2 separate regions of the Homo sapiens genome follow, and region 2 is linked to region 1. The links are chromatin loops, found by intact Hi-C in ENCODE. Cell type or tissue: IMR-90. All regions are shown on one strand. Each heading gives the region's core, and the rest is flanking DNA. Links, peaks and the distances in the headings are about the cores only.

The links. A loop is a pair of places that touch in the nucleus more often than their neighbours do. Peaks named below come from ENCODE experiments on the same cell type or tissue, not always from the same donor. Only the 100,000 strongest peaks of a DNase experiment are listed, where the experiment ranks them.
Region 2: it touches region 1 in a loop (4-fold over the local background); 4 of 110 quality-filtered maps call a loop at or near these places.

The regions. Positions count from the first base shown.
Region 1 is chr3:58,551,043-58,566,512 of GRCh38, forward strand. FAM107A (family with sequence similarity 107 member A) reads right to left here. Exons shown (of 4, transcript NM_001076778.3): 4 at 13,075-15,470. The region is part of intron 1 of LOC107984079 (a long non-coding RNA gene); the gene reads left to right. Among named protein-coding and RNA genes, the nearest start is that of FAM107A, 19 kb to the right of the region's middle. RefSeq lists enhancers at 9,252-10,252, 10,253-10,753, 10,754-11,254, 11,255-12,255, 14,655-15,179 and 1 more. In IMR-90, for the core only: a CTCF peak has its summit at 9,808; a DNase peak (open chromatin) is centred at 9,889; H3K27ac peaks cover 364 bases.
Region 2 is chr3:58,981,116-58,996,585 of GRCh38, forward strand. All of the region lies in intron 4 of CFAP20DC (CFAP20 domain containing), which reads right to left. The region is part of intron 2 of CFAP20DC-AS1 (CFAP20DC antisense RNA 1); the gene reads left to right. Among named protein-coding and RNA genes, the nearest start is that of CFAP20DC, 61 kb to the right of the region's middle. In IMR-90, for the core only: no CTCF peak of the experiment used is centred there; a DNase peak (open chromatin) is centred at 8,186; H3K27ac peaks cover 175 bases.

The DNA.
Region 1 (15,470 bases), core at 5,320-13,319:
GAGGTTGCAGTGAGCCGAGATGGCAGCAGTACAGTCCAGCTTCGGCTCCGCATGAGAGGGAGACCGTGGGGAGAGAGAGAGGGAGAGGGAGAGGGAGAGGGAGAGAGCGTTTTCTTTTTCTCTACTTTTTTTTTTTTTAGACAGAGTCTTGCTTTGTCACCCAGGCTGAAGTGCAATGGCACAATCTCGGCTCACTGCAACCTCCACCTCCCGGGCTCAAGCAATTCTCCTGCCTCAGCCTCCCAAGTAGATGGGACTACAGGCACAGGCCACCGCACCCAGCTAATTTTTATATTTTTAGTAGAGATGGGGTTTCACCTTGCTGCCCAGGCCGGTCTTGAACTCCTGACCTCAGGTGATCCACCCATCTCGGCCTTCCAAAGTGCTGGGATTACAGGTGTAAGCCACCACACCCAGCCTATATTGCATTTTCTTTATCCACTCATCTCTCCACGGACATTTAGATTGTTTCCATATCTTGGCTACTGTGAAAAATGCTGGGACTAGACGTGTTCAAAATGATGGCTCCATCTTCCCTTCTCTGCCAGCCACGTCGATAATGTTAACTGTTACCTCGTTGCTTTGTATTTTCAATTATGTAATTGTTTTACAGGATCTGTGAGTTTTATACTTTTGTGTGCTTTTATGATGAAGAGTATTACCTTTTCATTTCCATGTTTAGAACTCCTTTGAGCATTTCTTGTAAGGCTGGTCAAGTGGTGGTGAATTTCCTTAGGGTTTGCTTGTCTGGAAAGTATTTTATTTTTCCTTCTTTAAAAAGCTCAGTTTAGCAGATTACAAAATTTTGGCTGAAACTCTCGGAAAGACTCTCCCAGGTTGTAATCCTTAGTAAGACTCTGAATAAAACAAACTCTAACTCTTAAATAAATAAATAAGTCTCTTTGTTAAATTTCTCTAACAAATTTCGTAATAGCTCTTCTGTGTTATCTTGGAGTTTGTTCAGTTTCCTTAGAATCGTTATTTTGAATTTTTGATCTAAGAATGCACACATTGTTGTCTTGTTAGGGTCAGTCACTGGCTTCTTAGTTTGTCCATTTGGGAAGGTTACATTTCCTTTTTTCCTATTGTTTCTTGTAGATATATATCTATGGCTTCGCATTGAAGGAGTAGTCATTTATTCCTGTCTTCTCATTTATTCCAGTCTTCTCTGTCTGGCTTATTTTGGCCTTTCTAGGGTTTGTTTGTTTAAAGGTTCTTTGCAGTTACCATGAGTCCCCAAAATGCTAGATTACTGCCTTTTTTTGTTGTTGTTGCAGTAGATGGTGCCTGAAGCTAAGGTTTGTCTTGACTCTTGCAAATGGTCAGAGCACTACCCATCCTAAACAGGGGGTTCTCAAAAGCAATACCTCAGCTGTGGGGGAAGGCTGGCTAAGGGTTCATGCCCAGAAGACCCATGGTGTGTACCTCCTACAGCATGGTGCTGCTGAACAGCCTTTGGCTGAGATAAAGGGCAGAGTTTCATGGACTGGAGTTTTTAGTCCCACATCCCCTTTTTGTTACTAGCTTCCCTTAGGGGTTTTTCTTCTTATAGGCACTTGGGATGCTGGTTGAAGCAGGAATGGGTTTTCTCCAAGGGAACCCAAGATGGTGGGGAAGCTGGCTGTCTGCCTCAATCTTACTTTTTCCAGTGTAGAAACTGTGAGTCAGGGAGAAAGTGTCATGGATAAAGAAGTTTGTTTCTCTTACTCTCTCCTCAGAGTTTTACACTTTTCTGTGGCCCCAGGGATTGTCCTAGTCTCTGATTTGAGTTCTGGGATGGTGTTGATGACATTTGTCTTGGATTTCTTTTTTGGTTTTCAGTGGAGGAGAGTGAAGTGCTTCTACTTTACCATTTTGTTGAAGTTGCTCCATTTGTTCTTGATGTCATAATTTGCATCTTTTAATATTATGTATCCCTGTATTAGTCCATTTTCACACTGCTATAAAGAACTACTTGAGACTGGGTAATATGGAAAGAAAAGAGGTTTAACTGACTGACAGTTCTGCATGGCTGGGGAGGCAACTTACAATCATGGTGGAAGGTGAAGGGGAGGCAAGTCACATCTTACATGGTGGCAGGAGAGACAGAGAGAGCAAAGGGGGAAGTGCCATACTTTTAAACCATTAGATCTGGTGAGAACTCACTCGCTATCATGAGAACAGCATGAGGAAAATCCACTCCCATGATCCAGTCACCTCCTACCAGGTCCCTCCCCTGACACATGGGGATTACAATTTGACATGAGATTTGGGTGGGGATACAGAGTCAAACCATATCATTCCACCTCTGGCCCCTCCCAAATCTCTTGTCCTTCTCACATTTCAAAACCAATCATGCCTTCCCAACAGTCCCCCAAAGTCTTAACTCATTCCAGCATTAACTCAAAAGTCCAAGTCCAAAGTCTCTTCTGAGATAAGGCAAGTCCCTTCTGCTTATGAGACTGTAAAATAAAAAACAAGTTAGTTATTTCCAAGACACAATGGGAGTACAGGCATTGGGTAAATGCTCCCATTCCAAATGGGAGAAATTGGCTAAAACAAAGAGGCTACAGGCCTTATGCAAATCCAAAACCCAGCAGGGCAGTCATTAAATCTTTTATTTTATTTTATTTTATTTTATTTTATTTTATTTTTTTGAGACGGAGTCTCACTCTGTTGCCCAGGCTGGAGTGCTGGAGTGCAGTGGTGCGATCTTGGCTCACTGCAAGCTCTGCCTCCGGGGTTCATGCCATTCTCCTACCTCAGCCTCCCATGTAGCTGGGACTACAGGCACCTGCCACCACACCCGCCTAATTTTTTGTATTTTTAGTAGAGACGGGGTTTCACCGTGTTAGCCAGGATGGTCTCAATCTCCTGACCTCCTGATCCCCCCGCCTCGGCCTCCCAAAGTGCTGGGATTACAGGCGTGAGCCACCGTGCCCAGCCAAATCTTAAAGCTCCAAAATAATCTCCTTTGACTCCATGTCTCACATCCAGGCCACACTGATACAAAGGGTGGGCTTCCGAGGCATTGGGCAGTCCCGCCCCTGTGGCTCTGCAGGGTACAGCCCCTGCGGGTGCTTTCATGGGCTGGCATTGAGTGTCTGTGGTTTTTCCAAGTGGATGGTGCAGCTGTTGGTGGATCTACCATTCTGGGGTTTGGAGTATGGTGGCCCCCTTTTTACAGCTTCACTAGGCAGTGCTCCAGTGGGGACTCTGTGTAGGGGCTCCAACCCCACATTTTCTCTCTGCCTGCCCTAGTAGAGGTTTTCCATGAGGGCTCTGCCCCTGCAGCAGACTTCTGCGTGGACATCCATTTGTTTCCATACATCCTCTGAAATCTAGGTGGAGGTTCCCAAAGCTCAATTCTCACCTTCTGCACACCTACAGGCCCAACACCATATGGAAGTTGCCAAGGCCTGGGGCTTGCTTCCTCTGAAGTGATGACCCAAGCTGTACCTTGGCCCCCTTTAGCTGTGGCTGGAGCTGGAGCAGCTGGGACACCATATCCTGAGCCTACACAGAGCAGTAGGGCTCTGGGCATGATCCATGAAACCATTTTTCCCTCCTAGGCTTCTGGGCCTGTGATGGGAGGGGCTGCTGTGATGGTCTTGGACATGCCCTGAAGACAGTTTCCCCATTGTCTTGGCTATTAACATTTAGCTTCTCTCTCTTTTTCTTTTTTTTTTTCTGAGACGAGGTCTTTCTCTGTCACCCAGGCTGGAGTGCAGTGGCATGATTTTGGCTCACTGCAACCTCCGCCTCCTGGGTTAAAGTAATTCTCCTGCCTCAGCCTCCCAAGTAGCTGGGATTACAGGTGCTCACCACCACACCCAGCTAATTTTTGTATTTTTAGTAGAGACGGGATTTCACCATGTTGGCCAGGCTGGTCTCTAACTCCCGACCTCAGGTGATCCACCCACCTCGGCCTCCCAAAGTTCTGGGATTACAGGCATGAGCCACCATACCTGGCCTTAAAATCTAATAAAGATTAAAATCTCCCTAGATTAACAGACAGACTTGACAATGTCGGTTCATCTTCCTCACGCAGAAAAGCACATTTGTCTTTCATTCTTTCCCTGTAGTGTCTTTTATTCCTATTCGTGTTTTATTAATTTTCTTGGAATAAATCACATATTTTGAGTTAAATTAGCATTTATTCCATTTATTTACTTGTTTAAAACATCGTATCCAATGTTACCCATTTTTTTTTCTAGCTATGTACTCCAATATAGAAATTCCTTAGGCTTTTGGGACTTTAGCTTGTGTTACTTCGTTAGGCAGAATGAGCTAGACTGTGCTGCAGTAATACAGCACTCCCAAATCTGAGTGGCTAAACACAAGTTTTTTCCTCCCTCATGCCAAGTCCACTGCTGGCATAATAAGCATCAGGACAGCTGTCCTCTGTGTGGTGAGTTAGTGAGCCAGCCTGCTTGACTTTATGCTTCTCCATCTTAATGCTCAGCCTCTGCACTTGCCACCAAGGGGAAGAGGGAGACCTGAGGATCCCTGGGTCTTCTCACTGCCTCAGCCCAGAAGTGACCCTCATCACACTCCTGCTCCTATTTCATTGACCAGAACGAGTCACAGGACTCTGCCTAAGGACAAGGGGGCTTAGAGGCAGAGTCTTCTCTGGAGAGGAGAACCAGATAGGGGAAGCCATGCTACACCCATGCCCTTGGCTTTTTGGGGTTTGGGGTTAGCAGACTCAAGCAGAAGAGAAATTCCCAGGAGTTGTTTTAAAATAACAGTGAAAAGGTTAGATAATATGGGGGCACTCGGAGCTGGTGTCAGAAGGTGTGAGGTGATACCTCCCCCCAAAAAATAAGGGCTGGGAGAAGGGCAGGGGGTCTTGAGGTGGGCCAGCCATTGGGGAGGGATGGATGTCAGACAAGTTTAGGGACTGAGAAAAGTAAGTGAGTGGACACAGGACCTGGAAGGGTCTGGTCAGCAAGAGACATGAGGGAATGGAGCTACCAGGGACAGGAAGAGGATGATAATGAACTTTCCCTGAGTGCTGGCCCTGTGCTTGGTGCTTGCCAAGTACTTTATGCTTGTTAACTAAGTCCTCTAACAATCTTTGAGGCTGGTACTCTTGGAACTACCATTTGACAGATGAGGAACTCAGAGATGTTAAGTCACTTGTCCCGGGTCACCAGCTGTGGGGGTGCCAGAGCTGGATCCCCTACCTTTCCCAAGAATCTAAAGTCTGCGCGAATTTGTAGCCTAAGCTGTTAATAATCGTGCTGTGTCACTTTGTCAAGATATCCATAAAAGAGAGAGCGAGGGAGGGAGAAGGAAGTGCCATCCTTGAAATGTGTCCAGCCCTGCACTAGGCACTGGTGTAAATGTCCCAGAAACTGCTGGACACATAACCATCCTCAACACATATCTCTCTCCTTCCCCCAGTTTCCTGAGCTAAGGGCAGAGATGTGGACTTCTGTGCCCCATTTGGCCACTGTCTTTTCTTTTTTTCTTTTTCTTTCTTCTTCTTTTTTTTTTTTTTTGAGATGGAGTCTTGCTCTGTCACCCAGGCTGGAGTGCAGTGGCACGATCTCAGCTCACTGCAACCTCCGCCTCTTGGGTTCAAGCAATTCTCCTGCTTCAGCCTCCTGAGTAGCTGGGATTTCAGACACCCATCACCATGCCTGGCTAATTTTTGTGTTTTTAGTAGAGATGGCGTTTCACTATGTTAGACAGGCTGGTCTCGAGCTTCTGACCTCAGGCGATCCACCTGCTTGGCCTCCCAAAGTGCTGGGATTATAGGTGTGAGCCACCACGCCTGGCCAGCCACTGTCTTTTCTAAGAGCCGTGAGTGAGATGGGGCTGGGATTCTTGTCCCAGGGGCCTACTCTGCCAGATTGGTAAAGGCGGGGCTGCCTGCCGGCAGGGAAGGAGGAAGGGGGAAGGCTGTTTGGCCTCAGCATGCTTGCAGAATATTTCTGGTGACAGATGGGAAAGCTTGAATGTGGGTGCTTTGCAAAACATCCTCCTGCAGCCTCCACCAGCGAGTGCTGCCAGGATAATAAAGCCAGACAGATGTGGGTTCAGATAAAATGGGGGTAATGACAGTCTTGGGGATTAAATGAGAGAATTCATATAAAGTGCTGAGCACAGTTCCTGGCACAGGCACTAGATGTTCAATGAGTGCGCTCTCATTACCCTTGTCACAGATGTTTAAAATGGAAAATGAGGTTCAGCAAGTTGCCCAGGCTTGTGACAAATAAGTGGCAGAGCTGGGGCTTGAATCCAGGTCTGGGCCATAGAATTAGCTCTTGTCTCCCCACCCCACTGCCCCAGCAGGACCAGAGCTGAGCAGTTCACCTGGGATTTTAGCAATATAGAATCACAGGAAGAATGTTCCTGCCTTTCCCATAAAAATGCTGTTTTGAAAACAGAACATTATGTAATTAATGTCCTTTCTCGGGCAGATTTGAGCTCTGATTCCTCTTGGCATTTTATGTTAAAAAGAAGTTTTTCTTTTCTGGCAAGCCTGCATGATTGCTAATAACAGTGGAGCAAAATAATTTTTGCTACAGCTAGGAAAAGAATTTTTCCTCAATCCTCATGAGTTCTTAGTTGGGACGGACCCCTGTAACAAGACAGATTGACGAGAAAAACAGTTTAGTGACGCGTGCAATGCATATCACGTGGCCGCAACTTCAGTGAAAAGTAACTCAAAGCAGTAGCTTAGAACTCTGGCTTATGTAACCTCTTCAACAAAGAACAATAAATCTGTGGAGAAATGACAGGACAAAGGTAAGCAGTTTTAGGCTTCCAACAGCTGGAAGCTCAGGAAGGTAAATATATGGGAGGAAACCACTGGAGTGAGGTTTCCTTGCAGATTCCTCTGGTGCCATCTCTGAGCTCTTAGGAGTCTAGAGTTGTCTCCAGTAAAGGTGAATTTATATCCTGCCTCTAGGCAGATAAGGGGGAGGGTGGAGGGAGTTTTCCTGTGTTTGCTGCTTCTTAATTGCCTTCAACTCAAAAATAATTTTACGTCAAAGAGGATACTTTGGGGGGACATATCCTTTGACAGCCACTATAGGTTGAGTTCTTACTATATTCCAGGCCTAGGCCTCATTGCTTTACAAACAAACTCTCATTTAATTCGGAAGACCCTGTGGAGTAAGTACTTTGACATCTGTTTTACAGTTTAGGAAACTGAAGTGCAGTTTTTCCTAAAATTGTTGCTAGTGGATGGTCGAGACAGGATTTGAAGCTAGGTTTTGGAATTTTTCTGGTTTTTGTCTTTTTTTTTTTTTTTTTTTTTTTTTTGAGACGGAGTCTCGCTCTGTCACCAGGCTGGGGTGTAGTGGCATGATCTTGGCTCACTGCAAGCTCTGCCTCCCGCGTTCAAGCGATTCCCCTGCCTCAGCCTCCTGAGTAGCTGGGACTACAGGCGCCTGCCACCGCGCCCGCTAGTTTTTCGCATTTTAGTAGAGACAGGGTTTCACCATGTTGGCCAGGATGGTCTTGATCTCCTGACCTCATGATCTGCCTGCCTCGGCCTCCCAAAGTGTTGGGATTACAGGCATGAGCCAGTGTGTCCAGCCTGGTTTTTGTCTTTTTTTGGCCATGGGATCTGTGTTTAAATGGAAATACATGGAAACAAACATTGAGCTGCTCTAATTAAAGTTGAGAAAAGTGGTGATGAGGGCAAGGAGATTATAAATGGCTTGGTGTCACTCCTCACTTCCCCCATGAAGCAAAATTTGAAAATCACTGAATTGTTCTGCTTTCTATGACTCCTTCTATGTTTATAGATAAAGATTGGATTTCCTTTTCTGCCTTGCCTTCTGGGAGGCTCAGGCCTTCTTTGTTTTACTCAGTCATGCTAATTCTCTTCAAATTGGGGTTCTGGACCAGGCACAGTGGCTCGCGCCTGTAATCCCAGCACTTTGGGAGGCCGAGGTGGGCGAATCACTTGAGGTCAGGAGTTCGAGACCAACCTGGCCAACATGGCAAAACCCCATCTCTACTAAAAATACAAAAATTAGCTGGGCATGGTGGCACATGCCTGTAATCCCAACTACTCGGCAGGCTGAGGCACGAGAATTGCTTGAACTTGGGAGGTGGAGGTTGCAGCTGCATTCTAGCCTGGGCAACAGAGTGAGACTTTGTCACAAAAAAACAAAACAAAAACCAAAACAAACTGGAATTCTGAAATAATTTTCTGTTTCCCATCTTCCCATTACAAAGCCCTTCTTTTACTCTGTGATCACCCTTTAATCAGGCTGGCATGGTGGCTCTCGCCTGTAATCCCAGCACTTTGGGGAGGCTAAGGTGGGAGGATCGCTTGTGCCCAGGAGTTTGAGACCAGCCTAGGCAACATCACAAGACTCCTATCTCTAAAAAAAAAGAAAAAAGAAAAAAAGTTAGCTGGATGTGGTGGTGTGCACCTGTAGTTCCAGCTACTTGGGAGGCTGAGGCAGGAGGATTGGTTGAGCCTAGGAGTTGGAGGTTACAGTGAGTCATGATCGTTCCACTGATCTCCAGCCTAGGCAGCAGAGTGAGAACTTGTCTCAAAAAAAAAAAAAAAAAAAAAAAAAAATCAAGAACCCCGAACCAACACTCATAATTTACAGTTGCCCCAGGCTGTGGCTTAATGATTAAGACGAACACAAGTGACTGACTTGGGGGCAGAGGGCTGGCTGGTGTTTGTGTTGAGGGGAGTGTTTTCAGCATCCCTGGATATGCCAGTCTGCCTGTGCCCCCACAGCTCTCTCCCTCTACGGGGCATGCCTGAGGTTGGCTTTGCAGGAGGAGTGAGCGTTTTATCTTGGACAATGGGAAGGTTGAGCTTAGGTGCCCTGATCCCATGGGAAACCCTTCCTTGGAGGAGGGAGCCCTGGCTCACTTAGCTATTGCCAGGCAACCTGGGAACATGACTGGTGTTCCTCATTGGGCAGTCCTGCTCATCTCTCTATAAGGTCCTTTCTAGGAAGTAGACGAGTACATGTAATGAAAGGGCTAGCTTTGGAAAACAAGCCCAGCCCCATGTCCTCCTCTCTGGATGAGTGTCAGCCAAAAATCAACTCAAAACATCTCCTTGCTGTGGACTGAAGATTTGTCTCCCCCTTATTCATATGTCAAACCCTCATCCCCAGTGGCATGGTATTTGGAGATGGGGCCTTTGGAGGTAATCAGGGTTAGTTGAGGTCATGAGGATGGGGCCTTCATGATGAGATTAGTGTCCTTATAAAAAAGACACCAGAGAGCTTGCTTTCTCTTCTCCCTCTCGCCCAGTGTGAGGACACAGTGAGAAGGTGACCATCTGCAAGCCAGAAAGACAGCCCTCACCAGAAAACAACCATGAGGGCACCTTGATCTTAGACTTCTAAGCCTCCAGAACTGTGAGAAAATACATTTCTGGCTGGGCACGGTGACTCACGCCTGTCATTCTAGCACCTGAGGAGGCCAAAGCAGGTGGATCACCTGAAGTCAGGAGTTCGACACCAGCCTGGGCAACATGGTGAAATCCCATCTATACTAAAAATACAAAAATTAGCTGGGCATGGTGGCAGGCACCTGTAATCCCAGCTACTTGGGAGGCTGAGGCAGGAGAATTGCTTGAACCTGGGAGGTGGAGGTTGCAATGAGCTGAGATTGTGCCACTGCACTCCAGCCTGGGCGACAGAGCAAGACTGTCTCAAAAAAAAAAAAAAAAAAAAAAAGAAAAAGAAAAAGAAAATGAAAATAGATTTCTGTTGTTTAAGCCACCCAGTCTATGTTCTGTTACGGCAGCCTGAGCTGACTAGGACATCCAGACAGAAGGAGATTAAGGCAATTAGTTCTGTTCTTCTGAAGTCTGGCAGGTGGGGGCACTGTAAGGCAAGAAACTAGCAGGAGTGAGGTGGTTACTGGTTTAGTGGGTCTTTGGAGGCACTGAAAAATCAAATTGTTTACGTTACTGCTCAGCAATGGGAATGCAAAGAATGCAAGGAATCCCATCACAATGGTAGATTCTGACTTTTTTTTTTTTGGAGAAGGAGTCTCTCTCACACAGTGTGGAATGCAGTGGTATGATCTCTGCAACCTCCACCTCCCGGACTCAAGCGATTCTCTTGCCTCAGCCACCAAGTAGCTGGGACTACAGGCACGTGCCACCACGCCCAGCTAATTTTTGTATTTTTAGTAAAGACAGGGCTTTTTCATGTTGGTCGGGCTGGTCTTGAACTCTTGGCCTCAAGTGATCGCCCACCTCGGCCTCCCAACGTGCTGGGATTACAGGTGTGAGCCACCGTGCCCAGTCGATCCTGATCCTGGTTGAATTTGTGGGTGGAGGCGTCTGGGGCATCTGGGGATGGAGTTTAGCAGCAAGTGGACATTCCTCACCCCAGAACTAAGGTAGGTCTGCATTGACCTGAGTCCTTTTTTTTTTTGAGATGGAGTCTCGCTCTGTTGCCCAGGCTGGAGTGCAGTGGCAAGATCTTGGCTCACTGCAGCCTCTGCCTCCCGGGTTCCAGAGATTCTCCTGCCTCAGCCTCCTGGGTAGCTGAGATTACAGGTGTGTGCCACATGCCTGGCTAATTTTTGTATTTTTAGTAGAGACGAGGTTTCACCACATTGGCCAGGCTGGTCTCGAACTCCTGACCTCAGGTGATCCACCCGCCCCAGCCTCCCAAAGTGCTGGGATTACAGGCGTGAGCCACTGCGCTCGGCCGAGTCTGTTTTTATAGTGCAGAGGTTAAGTATTTCAAGTTCAGACAGACAAATGGCAGATAAAGTAGGTCCCTGAATCCCATGGAGCATGGTCAGGCTGGTGCAGGGGCCTCCTAGGAGCACTTTCCAGGAGCAAGGCCTGGCTGTAGTGGAAAGAATGCAGACTCTGCAGACAGGTCACTCTGGGTGAGAATCACATCTCTCCTGGGGCATTGCCTTATGTCTTCTGGCAAGGCCCTTCACTTACCTGAGCCCAGGTGTCTTCATCTGCAGAGTGGGGAGGAAGACATCTGATTGTCATGGGTGCTGACATTGCTGGCCCCCTATAAATGCAGTGACTGTCAGACCTCTGAGCCCAAGCTAAGCCATCGTATCCCCTGTGACCTGCACGTATACATCCAGATGGCCTCTAAGGAATGACAAAAGAAGTGAAAATGGCCTGTTCCTCCCTTAACTGATGACTTTACCTTGTGAAATTCCTTCTCCTGGCTCATCCTGGCTCAAAAGCTCCTCCGCTGAGTACCTTGTGACCCCCCACCCCTGCCTGCCAGAGAACAACCCTCCTTTGACTGTAATTTTCCTTTACCTACCCAAATCTTATAAAATGGCCTCACCCCATCTCCCTTTGCTGACTCTCTTTTCGGACTCAGCCCGCCTGCACCCAGGTGACATAAATAGCCTTGTTGCTCACACAAAGCCTGTTTGGTGGTCTCTTCACACAGATATGAGTGAAAGTGATCATTACTGACATCCATTCACAACTTTCCGGGGTGCCTAACTATTTTCAGGGCCCTGGATAAAGGTGAGCAGAATCAGACAGGGTCCCACCCTCACAGGGTTTGGAGTCAGTATAATCTCAAGTGTGGTGAGGCTGCCCTGCCAAATCTCCTGTGGTGTGAGGACTCTTGTGACACACACGCTGCAGGACCAGGGTTGGAGGGTCCCTTCACATCCTAAGGTCAGCCCTCTCTCCCAGGTTTTGTGTTTAGTGCTGGTTTGCCATTGACAGGGGCATTCTGCAAACCCAAACCAGGACCCGAGAGAGTGTGGCCCCCGCAAGAACGGGGGTTGCTGTCTTGGCTCCCTGTTTAGGGAGAGGTCTGAAGTCAGAGCTGCTGCAGCAGCCTTTTGCTTCTCCATGGTCTCCAGGCTTGAGTGATGGCCTCATCATCAGCCTTCAGGGATGATCTGACTCTCTAGACACTCCTGTGGTGTGCAGGAGCCATGCGGCTCTGATGCGGGTCCTGCCAGCATGATGCCAGTGAGGCCCAGGTATATTGATGAATGCCCAAGTGGGCAGATGAGGGCTTCCCAGCAAATGGATATCTGTGGGTCAGGGTGGAAACCGTGGAGGAAGGAGGCAGGTAGGGCCTTCTCTGGTTGCTATGGGCTGGACCTGGGAGAAGGCTAGGTGTATTGCAGAGGGAGAAGGGGTTTCTCATTCTTTCATTCGACAAACACTTCCTGAGCATCTTCTCTAGGCCTTGTGCACTAGGGATTCAGAGTAAACAAGATAGACAAGAATCTTTGCCCTCATGGAGCTGACATTATCATTAGGAGGGACACACGAGACAAATCAGTAAAATATAGAATATGTTCAATGGTGATAAACAGTAAGGGGGAAAAAGAAGGCAAGGCAGGCAGAGGAAGACTGCAGAAGTTGAGATTTTAGATGGGGTGGCTAAAGGGGACCTCATTTAGAAGAAGTGTGATAAAAGACCTGAAGAAAGCAAGGGAGTGGGCCGCGAGGCTCTTGGAGGGAAGGATACTCCTGGCTGGGGAAGAGCAGGTGGAAAGGCATGGAGATGGGGCATGCCTGGAGAGGGTAGGAGGCCAGCACAACTGGGACTGTGTGAGCAAGTGGGAGAGTGCAGGAAGGAGGTCGGAGGCTAAGAGGGAGCTGGACTCGCAGGACCACCTGGAATGCAGGAGAGACTCCACTGGGAGCCCAGGGAGGGCTCTGTGCAGAGTCGCAAGTTCTGCCTTAGACTGGAGGAAGATCATTTTGGCTCCTCTGTTGAGAACAGGGTGTAGGGACAAGGCCAGTAGGGGAGACCAGTTGGGAGGAGACCACTGCAGTCATCAGATGAGGGGGAGGCACTGCACCTTTGTTCTCTACTGTGTCCCAGCCTATGGCATGCATCCTGGCATGGAGCAGGAACTCGATAAATATTTGTTGAATGATGTGTGCTTTAGTCATGTCCAAGTACCAGTTTTCAGACTCATGCTAGGTAGGCTATATGGGGAAGGTGCAGAAAAACAGATCCCAGGCATTGCAGCTGGGGATCCTGATCCAATAGGCTTCTGATGGGAAAGTTGAATCTGGATTTTTAGCACAGCCTGCAGGTAATTTTGGACAGGCAGGGACTGGCCTTCTGTGTCAGTTAGGGATGATTTTGGTTGCAAGTAACAGAGACTGACCAACAATGGTTTAAACAAAGAGGGATTTATTTTATTTACAAGAATTCTGGAGAAGGATGGCGGCTGGTATTGGCTTGGTGAAATAATGATAGGGTCAATGACTCTGTGATTCTCTTGGCCTTTTTGTCATGGTAGCAAAGTGGCTGCTGTGGCTCCAGGCATCACACCCTCAATCAAGGTAGGAAGAAGAGGCCCAGGGAGGTGTTAGCCATGCCTGTGTCTTTTATTGGAAAAGCTTTCCCAGAAGCCCAGGTAGACTTCCTCTTCAATTTCATTGGCCACACCTGATCACATAGCCATCCTAAGCTGCAAAGGAGACTGGAACAGTGAAAATCTGGATTTACAGCCTCCACAGTTGGAGTGGCTGGAGATACAGAGTTGGGACGACCCCTGAAAAGTGAACCAAGGTCGTCTGCACGGCTGCCCTGGAGGGCGTGGTGCTTGAGGTCCCTTCTACCTCTGGGGCTTCATGGAATGACTTGTTGCCTCCATGGAGCACCTCTGGGGACCACTGGGTGAATCCCCAGGCATTCCCTTGGAGAGCCCTCGTCCATCTGAGACCCTCTGTCTTGCTTCTCTTCACATGTCTGAACAACACATGGACCCGAGGGCTGCTTCTTTGGGGAAGTGGTGATCTTTATTTTAGGGATTGTGCATCTTCAGTGTAACCCTCACCTGGCAGACATTAAACAGCGTAAACACATTCTCAGCACGCCAGTCACATTCAGGAGCCTCTTGGAGCTTGACTTATACACACGCACACAGGCGCAATATCTGCATTTACAGCCCTGTGCTGGCAGCACACACAGGAAAAGCACGACTTCAGTCACCCTCAAACCACCCAGTTATGAGTAAGACCAGAACAATCCCTTTCCTCCGACAGTCCCACGTTTGCTTCCAGGAATCAAAGAGCATGCCAGTGGCAGCTATCTGTGGCAGTTTTGGGAAAGTGAAAGGAGATGCTATTCCAGCACTGCTCTGTCACCTTAGATGATGGGTTTAGGAAGCCAGAGGCAGGGATTTCAGGGGAAAAGAAACAGGCCTGGTTTATTCTCTAATTCTTTAAAAATGGGATAGGAGCAAAAGGTTAAAATATGTGGGTCTCACACAGGAAAGGCCTTCTGAAGAAGAAAAATGGGTGAATTCACTGGAGTTGGCCCAGCTAGGGGTTGGGTCTCAGGTGACAGAGGCCGGGGATTCAGACTCAAAGGGGCCAGTCCATAAAGGTGGCAGTGGGGTCTTCAAACCACTGTTTCTATTCCAGAAGCCTACTGAAAATCATTGTATATTTGCTTTCCATAAGACTAGGAAAAAGTAAAAAAAAAAAATTTTTTTTTTTTTTTTTTTTTTTTTGGCTAGAATTGCATCGTAACAGTGTGGTCACACTGGTAAGAAATGCAGATTGGCAATCATGTACATCTCTGATTAAAACAACACTCACATAACCAACACAATTTGCTAGGCCAAAGTCTTCACGGGCAATCCCTGGGGTGGGAGTCTGGGATGGGGTGGATAATGAAGGATACCTGGGGTTGCAGAAGTGGGGTGGGAATCCCTGGGGCATCAGTCCACAGGAGGTGGGGGCCAGCGATGGCTTCAGGGGTGATATTTCCAATATATATCAGCCCTGGGCACTCTCGCCCTGCTGCTCACAGCATGGTCCTCACACCAGCAGCCTCCGCCTTACCTGGGAGCTTGTTAGAAATGCAGGATCTCCCAGATCTATTGAGTTAGAAGCTGTATTAACAAGATCCCCAGTGATTTTTATGCACAATCAAGTTTGTGAGGCACCGCTGCAGACTTCTGAGTGCAGGAATGCGGCAGCCCTGGGTAGGTGTGGTTAGAAGGCCTGGACGGGGAGGCTGTGCGGAGGGGATGATGAAAGCATGGGTGAGGGGAGAAGACCCTAAACAGCTGTCTTTGTTAGTCCCCGCCCACCTGGCCGGGATGCCAGCAACAAGGCCATCTGCAGTCTGCCCTGCCCTTCCTCCCCTCAGTGGCTTTGAAGGCAGGTGTCCTTGAAGCTAAGCTCTGCTGGCTGCAGGTAAAACCACAGGTGGGGGAGTTCTCTGAGACCTAGGAGCTGGGGTGTACGGAGAAGCGGGGCCCTGGGGAGCCTCGGAGATTCCTGGTGGGAAGGCCTGGGCAGAACAGAAGGCTTGTCAAGTCAGAGGGCCACCTCTTCCTCCTCAATTCTGCCAGAGAAAGCTCCTGTGCTGGGCTCTGAACCCCTTGCAGGGAGGGGTGCAGGTTATCCCTCTTGGAGCAGGAGGGCTGGGTGCTTGGAAGGAAAACCTAGGAGCTTAGGGGCCCCAGCCTCCCAGGGAGAGCCAGGCCCTCTGGGGTGACACATTTCTACAGAAGCAGGTGGGAACATCACAGACGTCCCAGGGCCTGGGGCCCAG
Region 2 (15,470 bases), core at 4,272-12,271, 430 kb after region 1:
AGAGAATAAAACACCTAGGAATCCAACTTACAAGGGATGTGAAGGATCTCTTTAAGGAGAACTACAAACCACTGCTCAATGAAATAAAAAAGAATACAAACAAATGAAAGAACATTCCATGCTCATGGGTAGGAAGAATCAATATCGTGAAAATGGCCATACTGCCCAAGGTAATTTATAGATTCAATGCCATCCCCATCAAGCTACCAATGACTTTCTTCACAGAATTGGAAAAAACTACTTTAAAGTTCATATGGAACCAAAAAAGAGCCCGCATCGCCAAGTCAATCCTAAGCCAAAAGAACAAAGCCGGAGGCATCACACTACCTGACTTCAAACTATACTACAAGGCTACAGTAACCAAAACAGCATGGTACTGGTACCAAAACAGAGATATAGATCAACGGAACAGAACAGAGCCCTCAGAAATGATGCTGCATGTCTACAACCATCTGGTCTTTGACAAACCTGAGAAAAACAAGCAATGGGGAAAGGATTCCCTATTTAATAAACGGTGCTGGGAAAACTGGCTAGCCATATGTAGAAAGCTGAAACTGGATCACTTCCTTACACCTTAAACAAAAAGTAATTCAAGATGGATTGAAGACTTACATGTTAGACCTAAAACCATAAAAACCCTAGAAGAAAACCTAGGCAATACCATTCAGGACATAGGCATGGGCAAGGACTTCATGTCTAAAACACCAAAAGCAATGGCAACAAAAGCCAAAATTGACAAATGGGATCTAATTAAACTGAAGAGCTTCTGCACAGCAAAAGAAACTACCATCAGAGTGAACAGGCAACCTACAAAATGGGAGAAAATTTTCGCAACCTGCTCATCTGACAAAGGGCTAATATCCAGAATCTACAATGAACTCAAACAAATTTACAAGAAAAAAACAAACAACCCCATCAAAAAGTGGGTGAAGGACATGAACAGACACTTCTCAAAAGAAGACATTTATGCAGCCAAAAGACACATGAAAAAATGCTCACCATCACTGGCCATCAGAGAAATGCAAATCAAAACCACAATGAGATACCACCTCACACCAGTTAGAATGGCAATCATTAAAAAGTCAGGAAACAACAGGTGCTGGAGAGGATGTGGAGAAATAGGAACACTTTTACACTGTTGCTGGGACTGTAAACTAGTTTGTAAACCATTTTGGAAGTCAGTGTGGCGATTCCTCAGGGATCTAGAACTAGAAATACCATTTGACCCAGCCATCCCATTACTGGGTATATACCCAAAGGATTAGAAATCTTGCTGTTATAAAGACACATGCACACGTATGTTTATTGCGGCACTATTCACAATAGCAAAGACTTGGAACCAAATGTCCAACAATGATAGACTGGATTAAGAAAATGTGGCACATATACACCATGGAATACTATGCAGCCATAAAAAATGAAGAGTTCATGTCCTTTGTAGGGACATGGATGAAACTGGAAACCATTATTCTAAGCAAACTATCACAAGGACAAAAAAAACAAACACCGCATGTTCTCACTCATAGGCGGGAATTGAACAATGAGAACACATGGACACAGGAAGGGGAACATCACACTTCGGAGACTGTTGTGGGGTGGGGGGAGGGGGGAGGGATAGCATTAGGAGACATACCTAATGCTAAATGACGAGTTAATGGGTGCAGCACACCAACATGGCACATGTATACATATGTAATAAACCTGCACATTGTGCACATGTACCCTAAAAATTAAAGTATAATAATAAAAACAAAAAAAGTTTCTAGAATCAATTCACACAGGAGGAGATTGGAAGACAGGATTTTTCTCAAATGAAAGCGAAAAGAGTAAGGTAAGGAAATTTAGTGTGGGTTGGATAATATGAATGAAAGAGCCTGATTAGTGGTATTAAGCATATGCAGATGAAGAGGGTCTGAACAGAAAAAGGAGAGCCAAAGTGGGGGGAAAGAATTTGAAGAAAAATATTCTGATCATGGGCCATTAGGATAATGATGGTACTTGAGACAGCTCAAAATGATAAATCATTACAGTTTGTTTTAAGAAATTCTTTGCCAGAATCATTTCAGTGATATTAAATTGTTTAAGTGGACATCTGTGGAGTGCTATGGCAACTGGGTGGGTTTTATGGGCCAGTCTGGTACATCTATTAAAACAGCTACACCTGTTTTATGGAAGCTGTTTGCAACGCTCCTTTGCCAAATATAAATCTGGCTAATCCTACTTTTTTGTCATTTTAATTCTATAGATTACTTAAACCAGAAGGAATGTGGGTGCACTAAATTGTTTCCAATTTAACAAACAAAACATGTTTTTTTAAAGCACGAAAACCATACTCAATTTAGATGGCAGTTTTAGAACTTATGGTTCAGTTTTATATATTTTCTATTTGAAAGATTTACACAACAAAATCAGAGCAAAACACTCTAATGGGAAAGCATAAAAGAGACTGCCTATTCTTATTCTACTCAAAGATTTGCTTATTGGAAATAGGGTAAATATTTTATCATCCAAATTTAATAATAATCACCATAACACACCAAAATAGAAATTGTTATAAATATCAACAGTAATAATTATAATAATAAATACCTATATATGGCTTAATCTGTGCCAAGTGCTATTCAAAATGCTTTATGGATGTTGTTTAATCTTCAAGCAACCCCATGGGATATGTCCTTTTATTATTCCCATTTTATGGATGAGGAAACTGAGGCACAAGGACACTAAGTAACCTACCTAGGATCACATGGCTAGTGAGTATCAGAACCAGAATTCCAACCCAGGCAGTCTGGCCCTAGCATCTGTCATTTAAACCACTTTGATATATACTGTCTTCACCCTTGACCCAGAAATTCTAATGCATATGTGTAAGGCATGATTTCAGGAGTTAAGTTGGGCTATTTCTGAACTTTATAATGATATCTCACCATTTCTTTGCCTGTCATTAATGTTTAAATGGAAAAGGGAAAGAATGCTTATAAGTTTGGCTGGGGAGGAAAGGAAGAATCCAGTTGGCAGGACAAGTTGGTGATAGCATTCCATCCTGCTTACTAAAATTAAATTTTCTCTACTTAGATAAAACCTTTCTTTTGAAGTGCCCAAGAGAACTTCTGCAGTAAATCATCAATAATTGTTATTGGCTTCCTATTTCTTTGTTGTGACACTATATTTGTCAGAATATCCCTGAGTGGTCACTGTTTTTTGAACTGTGAACTTAGTGGTGATGGTATAGCTTCTGAATTGGTTTCTGACAACTTTTGCCAGAGGATTTAGGAATAATTATTATTCTTAGCCCCACCAAACCACATGGTGACACCAGCAAACTCTGAAATGCAACGAGCAGAATCATCACACTGCAGAGAGATGTAGCCTAATGACATGGAAAGAGATGCCAAATCATTTTTAACTTTAGAGGGTCTTGCCTTGCAAGATTTAATTAGCTTACAGTTGAGAAGTAATTTGACATTTCAAATTATAGTTATTTAAAGACTCTTGAATTGCTCATCATTTCACCTGATAAAACTGCAATATAAGGAGAGTCCCATGGAAAAAATGATTAGCATTAAAACAAAATCTCTACAGAGAAGGAACAAAAAGAGTGAAAAGAAAACCAGCATGGGAATCAGACAGCATTTGGATATAGCACCACAGGTGTGATGTTGGGTGGGCTATTACTGAACTTCTCTGAGGCTTTCTCATTTATAAATTATCACTTACAGAGTTTTGTGAGAGTTAAAGGAACTTGGTAAAGTTGCTGGCATGGTGTGATTGCTCAATAAATTTTGGTTACTTTTTTTGGGGGGCTGAGGGGACAGGATCTCTCTCCATCACCCAGGCTAGAGTGGCATGATCACAGCCCACTGCAGCCTTGACGTCCTGGGCTCAAGTGATCCTCCTGCCTCAGCCTCCTGAGTAGGACTGAGGCACTAGGACTGGAGGACTGGGACTACAGGAGCGCCCACAATGGCCAGCTGATTTTTCTTAACTTTATTTTTGTAGACAGGGTTTTGCTATGTTGCCCAGACTAGTCTTGAACTCTTGTGCTCAAGCCATCCTCCTGCCTTGGCCTCCCAAAGTGTTGGGATTACAGGTGTGAGCCACTGTGCTGGGCCAATTGTGGTTCATTTATTAATATTCTTCCTATTCTCTTTTTATACTAACACTGAAAAATTTCTCTGAGAGTCCCCATTTCTGAAGTATATTCCTTCCTCTTCAACTCTACTCTTGCTTTTCAATATCCATCATCCCTGGCCTGATTGACTGCAACAACCTCCTAATTACACTCACCATATCTAGTTTTTTTTTCTCAGCAACTTAACACATCTTTAGAAAAATAACCAGCAATGTTATCTTCCTAATTCATAAAAACTATCAATCCCTTGCCTACAGAATAAAATTAAAAAATCGGTGCCTATTTCTTCAGATCCATCTATCATCACTTCTCCACTCACTCCTTATTCTCCAGCCAAACCAATATACTACACTAGTAGTGTGGCTTTTATACATGTTTATCTCTCATCCAAAAATGCCGTGCTTACCATTTGTGATTTTTTACTTGTTCTATGAAACCCGTTAGCAACATCCCCTATTCCATCAACATACCTCTAACTAAAAGGCAAAAATAAAAACTCTATTTTATTTAAAGTCTTCATAGCAATTATATATACTTCTGTTAGCATTTCTCTCACTGCATTCTATTTGTTCTATATTATTCTATTTGATAGTCTATGAACTCACTAAGGAAGGGAATTATTTCTTATTCATCTTTGTATCGCCAGGGTCTGGAACAGTCTCTGGAATCTTATACAGTACACATTGAACAGACACTGGATGAGAGAATGTCCAGACAGTTTTCTCTAATAGTTCACTCTCATTCCCAGTTCAGCCTGTAAGCTATAATTACATTTCTCACTTTTGGCTAACCATTTGTTTTCCTTTATTAGAAACTAAGGGATTTTATCAACATGAACTGAGCTAATGAATATTCCCTAACTGCTACAAATACATAGTCTGCGAAAATATAAGAAAAATGAACCTTCAATTCATACGTAAGTTTGAAAGATAAAATAGGAAGTTGATTGAGTATCAGAATAAAGAGGAAATAAAAGCCAGGGCCAGTCAGCTATCAGTTGATGCCAAAGTAGGGTATGTGTTTATTGGGGGATGAGCTATCTAGCCTAAATGTATACAGGAACCAGAGGGTTAATATGTGTGCATGTGTGCACAGACACATAAAATTATAGATGGGGGCCTCAGGATTGTAACATCTATAGTGAGACAGTAGATGTGGCCTTGGGCTTAAATAAGGTGGGAAGCTAGAACTGAGCCTCCTGCAGAAAGCCAGACCTTGGAATTACTGCTCCCTCTGTGAAAGGAGTTCTAGAAACTTCTGTATGGAAAATCAAAAACAAACTAGCAAAAAATAAATAAAAAATAAATAAGCTTGTCTCTGTCCAGGCTTTGGGTTGGGTTGAGTAAAAAGTCGACTGTGAGAAATTAAGTCCTTAAGACCAAACCATGTACATGACCTGAGTTTGACTTTAAACTACCCTTGTGAGGGAATCCCAAGCTGAGAAAGACATTTAAAAACTCGTTCTATGTCAGTAAAAGCCTTGACGTACCCTTTGAATAAAATGCAAAGCTTTTCTAGGGGGACATACCAGCAATCCATGCTACAGGTACTCTCACGGAAAAAACGACCCCCAATAAACATAAAGTCACATTCCAAAGTTACTAACTACACAAGGAAATGATACACCATGAGGGAGAGTCAGTATTTATAATAGGAAGAGTCACTTCTTTAGAACTTCAGAGAACAGAGCAATTTGAAAGTCACTGTAAAATATGTTTAAAACTATAATAAGTAAATAGGATACCATAAACAACAAATTTGAAAAAGAGCCAAATAGGGTTCTAGAAATTGAAATAATTTTTTAATAAAAAAGGACCTGCAAACAACATATTAAACAGAGCTAAAAACTTAGTGATCTGAAAGAAATTACTCAGAATGGAACACAGAGAGATAAAGGAAGAAACAAGGAGATGGATGGGATACAACTGGAGTTAAAGCTTTCTTAGGTAAGATGTTTGTGTTATAAGAGAATGAGCTATTAATTTCCTACTTTAAGTCAAATATGAGTGTTATAAATTTAAGGGTAACCACTAAAAGAACAGAAATAAAATATAACTTCCAAGTGGTCAAGGTTAAAAAATAAGAATCATGTACTACATATAACAACTTGAAATTAATCTAAATGTATAGCCTTAAATTGCCTATTAAAAAAAGTAAGATTAAGCTTCCTGGGTTAAGCATTCAACTCAAAAAGTTGGAAAAACAATATATTACAAAAGTGGAAAGAAGGATTAAGAAAATAATTGAAATGGAAACTTTGAGAGTATTACCTAGAGCAAAAATATGATTCTTTGAACAGACCAATGAAATGCAAAACCTCTGAAAAGATTAAGTAAGAAAAATATACAATATTAGAAATTTAAAAATACAGTATCAGCATTGTACAGATACAGCAGAGAACAAAAAACTGTATATACTTTTACATATATAGCTATCTATAAACTCTCACATAACTCTTATAACTCTATACTATTAAACTGGAAACAAAATGACACTTCTAGAATATTATAATTATTAGAATTGACAAGAGAAAAAAATAGAAAACTTAAAAATACCTATAACCATTAAAGAAATGGTATTGGTGGTTAAAAATCTATCCACTAAAAAGCACCAGGTCCAGAGGTTTTAAAGACAAGTTCTACCAAACCTTTAAGGAACCCAATACAGATTGTTTGAGATATAAAAAGGATTAAAACACCCCAACTTAATTTATCAAATATAATTTTATCATAAAACTATGTGAGGATGACTAGAAAAATTATAAAATAATCTAATAATGAATGTATGTGTCTACAAGTCTTAAATAAAGGAAAGAAAACTCAGTCTAACAATGTATAAAAATACCATATTTGATGACCAACAGAGGTTATGGTCAAGAATGGAAGGAAGTTTAAATATGAGAATATCTGTAATGTCATCCATGACATTAACAGACTAAAATCAAAAACATATGATCAACTGGACAGGTGCAGAAAAAAAGCATTCAATGAAATTCAACACCCATGAATAATAACAAGCTTTAGCAAACTAGAAAAGTAAGCACTTTAATCTATGACTAAGTTATATTTTTAGATCCTGTATCAGTCAAGACGGGTTATACCAAAGTAATAAATAACTCCCAAATTTCGGAAACTTAACATGTAAAAGATTATGTCTTCTTCGCACTACATGTTCCATGGGGCAGCAGGAGGTTCTGCTTATTCTGGTAACTCAGGGACTTAGGCTGGTACATTCTTCCATAATCAGCAGAGCATTGAGATGGGAACAGGGACATTTCTAAAGCATCTTCCTAAAGTGACATATGTCAGCTCATACTCATCTTCACTGGCTAAAGCAACTACTTCACCATATTTCCTTGTCAACTGTGACAAAGATTTCTGTAGTTTGTAAGCTACTCAGTTTATGATACTTCGTTAAAGCAGCCCAAATGGATTAAGACAATATTTCTGAATCTTCAGTTTCTCCTAAAGAGAAATGTAAATATAAAATATGTAGCCATTATTACTTCTAAATTTTCTTCAACCTCTAGTCTTTTTTCTAAATCACTGTCATTTAAAAATATTTCCCATTTTAGTCTGATTTCTGATTATTACTTTGCAAATGGAAGCCTGAAGAAAAAATGATAATTTGCCAAGAGACCATCAATACCCATGGTTCCAAATGTTATGATGATGTCTTTTGCCAGGAGTTCATTTCTAAAATATTTACATTCTGTGTTTTTTTAAAAACTATTTTTCCAGGTTAGATAACACAAGATGAAATTAGTGCATTGCATTTAAACAATACTAAATGTAAAATTAATGATAAACTGGCAGAAATAATGAAAAATCATGAGTAAAAGTCAATATTTTAGTCCTTTCATCACTGAAATCAATCAAAATCCGAAATTTCCACTGTGCCTTTTTTTCTTTTAGAGATTTACTCTTACTGTTACTAAAATTAGGACTAGTTGAAAAATCCAGATGATGATGTATAAGACACACAGAATCTAGGTCATTCTATCATTGGCTCTAGATCTGCAATACTAATAGCAGAGCTTCTTATGTAAAGAAAGCAAATATACAGAATTAAGATAGCAAGGAAGCCAATGTACTTAGTAAGAACATGCTGTTTTTAGAATTTTTGCTAATGATGATTACATTTTAAATTCTTCCTAGAGTTTCACTGGATACAGCATTACTCATTTCCTGTTTTTAAGAAGTATTCAATATCACTGAAGTATGCAAAGATGACACTATAAGTAGTTCATGACCAAAGATTTCAAGATTCATTAATAAACTTTTTTAGATATTCCACTCTACCTAAGGAAGATAAAATTTTGTAATATAAGTACATTCCAAACAAATCTATAAAAGTGAACTTATGAATAAAAAAGTAAAGTTTGACTTGTATACTGCTTTAGATAAAATAAACAGAGGCTCAGTTTATACTTCACAAGCAGATGATTATTTTTCAATATTGGAAGTAAATTATTTCCATAGTCTATGTAAAAAATTTAAATGGCAGTAAGATATTCTGACGAAGAAAATTTATTACAAAATTAATGCTTACCATATATGGCTTCATTTGGATGAGAGCAAGAAATGAGCCATTTATTGATTTATTATTAGCAAAGCACAAGACAAGGCATGAGCTATAGCAGAAACAGAAAAAATCATGACCTCTGAGAAAGGTGGTGGTCAAGAGTTTCAAAAGAGTCAAGAGTTAATCCTGTGGATAAAGTATAAAAATTATAGTAAATGAAAGTAATTTGTATCAAGAGAAACTCCCAATGGAATTAAATGCCTAAGAGGTGCCTGCAATGTACTGATGAACAGCATGTAATAAAGACAGGAGCACAAGGAATGCATTTTGTGTTCTCACAATGCCCTGGAAACACTCTGAACTGCAGTCCTGATCAGCCCTCAGAGAGGTCCTGAGATGAAGAAATTAACAACTCCAAAGAGACAGAAATACTGGCATAGTAAATTAAAGTAGAAATGCCTTCAAACAATGTCTAGCCTCTGCTACTAAGGCTACTAGCTTCTGCTATGAAGATGTAAAATAGAGCTGGAATTCTTTGTTTATTTATTCTTCTTCCCAAGAATAACTAATGAGTTGTAGTTGGTTTTGTATACGTGTATTAAAAATGCCCGGTTTTTGTCTTGTTGCTAGAGAAAAGACACTGCATCTACTGCTGCTGAGGAGTTCTTTGAAATACCTGAAGTACTGCACAGAGTAAACAGGAGCTTTTCCAGGTCCTAGAATGCTCTTTATATGGCTTGCTCCTCATCCTTTGAGTCTCAGTTCAAATGTTACTTTCTTAGAGGTACTTATCCTGACCATTTTTCCTAAAGTAGATCTTTCTGTGTACTTTCTTATTGCAGGGCTGAGCATCCCAAATCCAAAGATCAGAATTCTGAAATTCTCTAAAATCTGAAACTTTTTCAATGCCAACGTGATGCTCAAAGGAAATGCTCACTGGAGCATTTTGAATTTCAGATTTTCAGATTTAGGATGCTCAGCTGGTGTGTGTGTGTGTGTGTGTGTGTGTGTGTGTGTGTAATGCAAATATTCCAAAATCTAAAAAAGTCTAAAACCTGAAACATCTTTGGTACCAAGCATTTCAAATAGGAATATTCAACCTGTGCTCTGCGCACTTATTTCTTAACACTCACTTTGTTATTTTTTTTAAAAACCTGCTTTTCTTTCCTGGCTCCATACCAGAATGCAAACTTCATGAAGACAGAGATTTTATCTGCCTTGATAACTGAAAATATTCTCAGCAACTTTACTTGGCACATAGTGGGCTCTAATACATATTTATCAAATGAATGAATTTCCAATATAAAGAAAACATTAAAAATATCTTTTCTAGGTACACAATCATGAACACTTGAATGAATCAGTATGTCTTTTTTCAAAGGAAAGCATTTACAATATTTTCTTTCCCTTGAGGTCTACATTATATAAATTCCAATTGTGGTCCACATCCTTAACAAACTGTAGTTGAACCAAATACTCATCAGTAACCATCTCCAACCAGATTTCTTCAGCTGTGACCTCTGACAGAGGCTCAGTAACAAACTGCTTACCTCCTCCTAGGAAATTAATGATGTCTTCTAAAGGCTACATATGAAACAGCATGTTCAATAAATATTCACTGAATATTAAATATTCTTGAATGTTTGAACCTCAATATGAATGAATCACACTCCCCTCAAATAATATACTTGACTTCGATTACCTTCATGGTCTATATTTGCTTAAAATATATCCCTTAAAACATCAGTTCCCAACCTTTTTGGCACCAGAGACTAGTTTTGTGGAAGACAATTTTTCTATGAACGGGGTAGGGGGAAGTTATGGTAGTACAGGGAGGGGATGGTTTCAGGATGAAACTGTTCCACCTGAGATCTCAGGCATTAGATTCTCATAAGGAGCACACAACCTAGATCCCTCACATGTGCAGTTCACAATAGGGTCTGCTCTCCTACGAGAATCTAATACCACTGTTGATCTGACAGGAGGCGGAGGTCAGGTGGTAATCCTCTAGCCCCTGTTCACCCCCTGCTGTGCGGCCCGTTCCTAACAGGTCACCTACAGGTACTGGTCTGTGGCCCAGGGCTCGGGGACCCCTGACTTAAAAGTAAATTAGGTTTTACAACAATTATTCTAGATAAGTCAGCAAAATAAGGAAATTTCAAGTAGGTTCAAAATGTTACTGATTTAGCAACATTATTACTGCTGCTAAACACATAGTAAGCAAACTATTGTTATTAAGTTCTACAGTATTAAGTATTTTGTTTCTATAATGCTTGTGGCAACCCTATGAAATGGGTTAGCATTGTTATCCTCATTTTACCAATAAGAAACCTGGGGCACAAGAGGTTAAATGACATGCCTAGGGTCTCAGCCAGCAAATGGTAAAGCTGAGATTCAAACCCAAGCAGTCTGATTCCAGGTTGTGTGCTGTTAATCACTAATTTACCCAGTGCGATTCTAAGATGCCTGCCTGCAAATGTATTATTACCAGTACCTGACCAGGTTAAGCACAAAAATTTAGATTGTTCAGAAACTTATATACCAATTTGACATTGCTGTAACATCCAAGTATGTGATCACTGGGCTCATCCACTGGACAGGGTGATTGGGGTTGTCAAAGGCACATGGGGAGTGAGTGGCATATGGCCCTAACTATGTACTGGCACTATGTACAGTCAGTTGAATGACATATTGGTCAGAAAAACAAGAAATTAAAATGAAAGAAAAAAACCTCACCTCGTTCTTCAAATGGTTTGAGAAGTCCTAGTCTACACTAATCTCATTTGAATTGTCAGAAGATCTTCATATCTCTTGGGAAAAGAATGCTGGAGTATCACATTTTGCCTGCCTCCATCAGACAATAAATACAAAAATAATTTTGAAATTTGTTCAAATTTACATTTATAAATTTAGTACATATTTTAATGAAGACATTATATAAAAACATTTGAATATGTAATATATAAATAATTTGTTGCTCTTACTGCATGAAAATATAATGCTTAGTCAGGTAAGGTATGTAAAAAATATCTACATAAATATCCATCCAGAACTGGAAGTTTTCAGTTTTATCCAAAAAAGGGGAAAGCTTATTTTAAAATAAAATACATACTTTATTTTAAAGCTTATTTAAAATAAAAATACATATATAATTTACATTTTTAATTTATAAAACACCCCTGTCCCTCAAAAACAAATTTCAAGAATCTAACTCCTTGTTTTGGCTTTAAAATGATTTGGCAAGTGATTTAAATCAGATCCGGAGCTACAAAGGAGAAAAACGTGGGGAGTACTTTTCCAATTGAGGAATTCAAACTGTTTCTAAAATAGAATAGTAGTGTTGAATATATCTAACACCACAGAGGAAAAAATGAAATATTCCGTATATATTGATTTTCTACATAAACTATGCATTATTCCCTTCATTTTTAATAGAATGCTTCCTAAAATGCAGTACATATTTCTTTTTTTTGTAAATGCATTACAAACTTCTTTGTAAAAAGAGCATTCTGTCCGTGATTCAGAAAACTTTCAACAAAGCCTGTAAACTCTGAAGCAGGAAACCAGTACCGTGTGATTGACTGAAATAGAGAACGCTGTTTACCCCTAATTCTGGCCTCTTCTCTAGTTATCTTCATGGTGAATTTCTTTTTTTTTTATTTCCAACTTTTAAGTTCAGGGGTACCTGTGCAGAGTGTGTGTTTGTTACATAGGTAAACGTGTGTCATGGTGGTTTGCTGCACAGAACATCCCATCACCTAGGTATTAAGCTCATCACCCATTAGCTATTCTTCCTGATGCTCTCCCTCCTCCCATTCCCCATCCTCCAACAGGCCCTAGTGTGTGTTGTTTCCTTCCACGCATCCATGTGTCCTCATCATTCAGCTCCCACTTATAAGTGAGAATGTGTATTTGGTTTTCTGTTCCTGCATTAGTTTGCCGAGGATAATGGCTTCCAGCTACATCTGTGTCCCTGGAAAGGATATGATCTTGTTCCTTTTTATGGCTGCATAGTATTCCATGGTGTATATGTACCATTCTTTCTTTATCCAGTCTATCAATGATGGGCATTTGGGCTGATTCCATGTCTTTGTTATTGTGAATAGTGCTGCAATGAGCATACATGTGCAAATATGTTTGTGATAGAATGATTTATATTCCTTTGGGTATATACCCAGTAATGGGATTGCTGGGTCAAATGGTATTTCTGCCTCTAGGTCTTTGAGGAATCATGACACTGTCTTCCACAATGGTTGAACTAACTTACACCAACTTCATGGTGAATTTCCAAGGAGACACTTTCATCTGCCTCAATCAACCTTTCCCTTTCTTGCCTTTCCATTTAAATAAAAACCTATCTTCCTAGGTAACTACAGAGAGGGAAGAACTACAGAGAAAAGAAACATACATGCACACAAACACATGTATACCTTGCAAGCTCAGCACACACTGAGCTTAACTGACACAAAATTCCAAGTCAATGGACTTTGCATTTTCTTAAAGCCTGCAGTGCTCTCATTGCTCACAGGCCTTTTTCTGCCTGCTTCTGAGATTCATTACAGATGGCTAAGGCTGGAAGTATGATGGCTGGATAAGTGGGGCATTACTTGATCTTCTATCATTCTGGTAAGAATTCTATGAGGCAGAGAAAAGGCATATGCCATTATCCTCATTTTTTTTTTAATGGGGAAACTGCAGCACACAAAGAAAGTTAAGTAACTTGCCCAAGGCACCAAGCAAATTGGTGTCAGAGAATTCAGGTCTTTAAAACTGTGTTCTTCTCCTCGTCAAATAACAATAATGCCTTCCCCCTTCCCCCAGTTTTTCCCACACTTGTTATCCAAGTACAATATATATCTAAATTGTATTTTATGCATTTCTAGACACCTCCAATCATCAAATTATAATTTCCTATTATGTTTTATTTGAAATGTTAGCTTTTAAAATGATATCCATAAATCTTTCAAACATGCAATTAGCAGGAAGAGGAGAGAAAGGATGGTTGGAAATAAAAAAAAAAGAACAGTTTCAATGACTTTGCTCGGGTAAAGAACCAAAAGACTTAAAAAAAAAAACAAAAAGCAAAACCAACAATTCCGGCAGGTGAGGGAAGAAGGTTCTTTGTGACAGGGTTTTGCCTCTTTGCCTCCTTATGCAGCAGGGGGAGCTATGGTACTATTCGTTAAGGTTACAGGAAGACAACAAGTCTGAAAAAATAATCCAATTCGCTCCTAGGATATCCATTTTCTTTTGCATTTTCAAATGGTTCTTTTCTGTTTTTGAAACGTTTTTCCTCCATGCCTTGAGAACCTCAGGCTGCACTACCTATATCCCTTTTTCTCTGGAATGACAGAGGGTTACCACCTTCGCTGTACATCCTTATGATGTCATTTTGATAAAGATATTAGGAGATACAGTTGCACAAAGCAGCCTGCCTTCCTCTGCCCCATCACTCTATAGGTTTCCTCCATAATTTATCAAATCTATTTTTTAGCCCAAAAAGAGGACTCTCCTGCAACTGAAAAATTCCCAGAACAACCACTGGCACATGTCTTTACATTTTCAGTTGCAATCCATCAGAAATGATTGTCAAAAATATCTCACTAAAAAAAAAAAAAACACTATTTGTAGAAATTTTAAAAAATTTATTCAAATAATAAATTAAAATGTTTCCAAAAGTAGTCTAAGTAATTAATTTTGAGTAGAAAAAAATCTTTTTTAAGAGTTTATAGGAATCAAAGAATTTCATCCTTATATAAGGCTGCATCTAACATTACTGTGAAGATCAATTTTTTTTCAACTGAATGGGCTCTTGGGTCCCCAGAGATTTGGTTAAACATTATTTTGGGTGTATCTGTGAAGGTGTTTTTGGCCGAGATTAACACACAAATCAGTAGACTGAGTGAAGTAAATTGCCTCTCAAATGTGGTTAGGTCTCATCCAATCAATTGGAGCCCTGAACAGAATAAAATGGTGGAGTAAGGGAGAATTTGCTCTCTCTGTCTTTTTAGTTGGAACATAGGTCTTTTGCCTTGGGACCCTTCCAACTTGGACTGGAGCTTATACCATTGGCTCTTCCAGTTGTCAGGCCTTCAGACTCAACCTGGAACTATCTATTGGTTCTTCTGACTTTTCAGCTTGCCAGACTGTAGGTCATGGGACTTCTCAGCCTCCATGACCACATGAGCCAATTCTGTATAATAAATCTATCTATCTATCTATCTATCTATCTATCTATCTATCTATCTATCTATTGTTTCTGTTGCTCTGGAGAGCCCAGATTAATATAATTACTAATTTCATGTTAAATTGCTTTGGTATAAATGAAGCAGAAAAAAAAAAGTGTTTACTTACAATATTCCCTTCTAGGTAACAACACCATAATTGGGTTTTCCAGTAAACAACAGGCATAGTTTCCAAACTTATTTATACAAATAAATCTCACCTGTAATAACTGTGCTTATTTTTATATATTTGACTATAAATAGATGCTAATATGGTAGCAAAAGAGAATGAGGATATCACCTCTGTGTCTTCCTGATATCTGGGAAAGCCCATTCTAGGCTTCACGTAACAACCCACATGGCTGCCTTTATCTACTCTTCCTACCAGAAAAATATTTAAAACCTTTACCAAAAAAACAGCTGTGATTTATCTTGTTTGTAATTTTTAAGATACAGATAGATTACAAATAGATGTATAATGTATGACATACACACAACTTGAAATCCACAAACTTCGTTATTTGCTTCCTCTTAATAAGTTCCTTTACATAGACAGCCTTTTCAGGTCAGAGTATATAAACAAATGTACT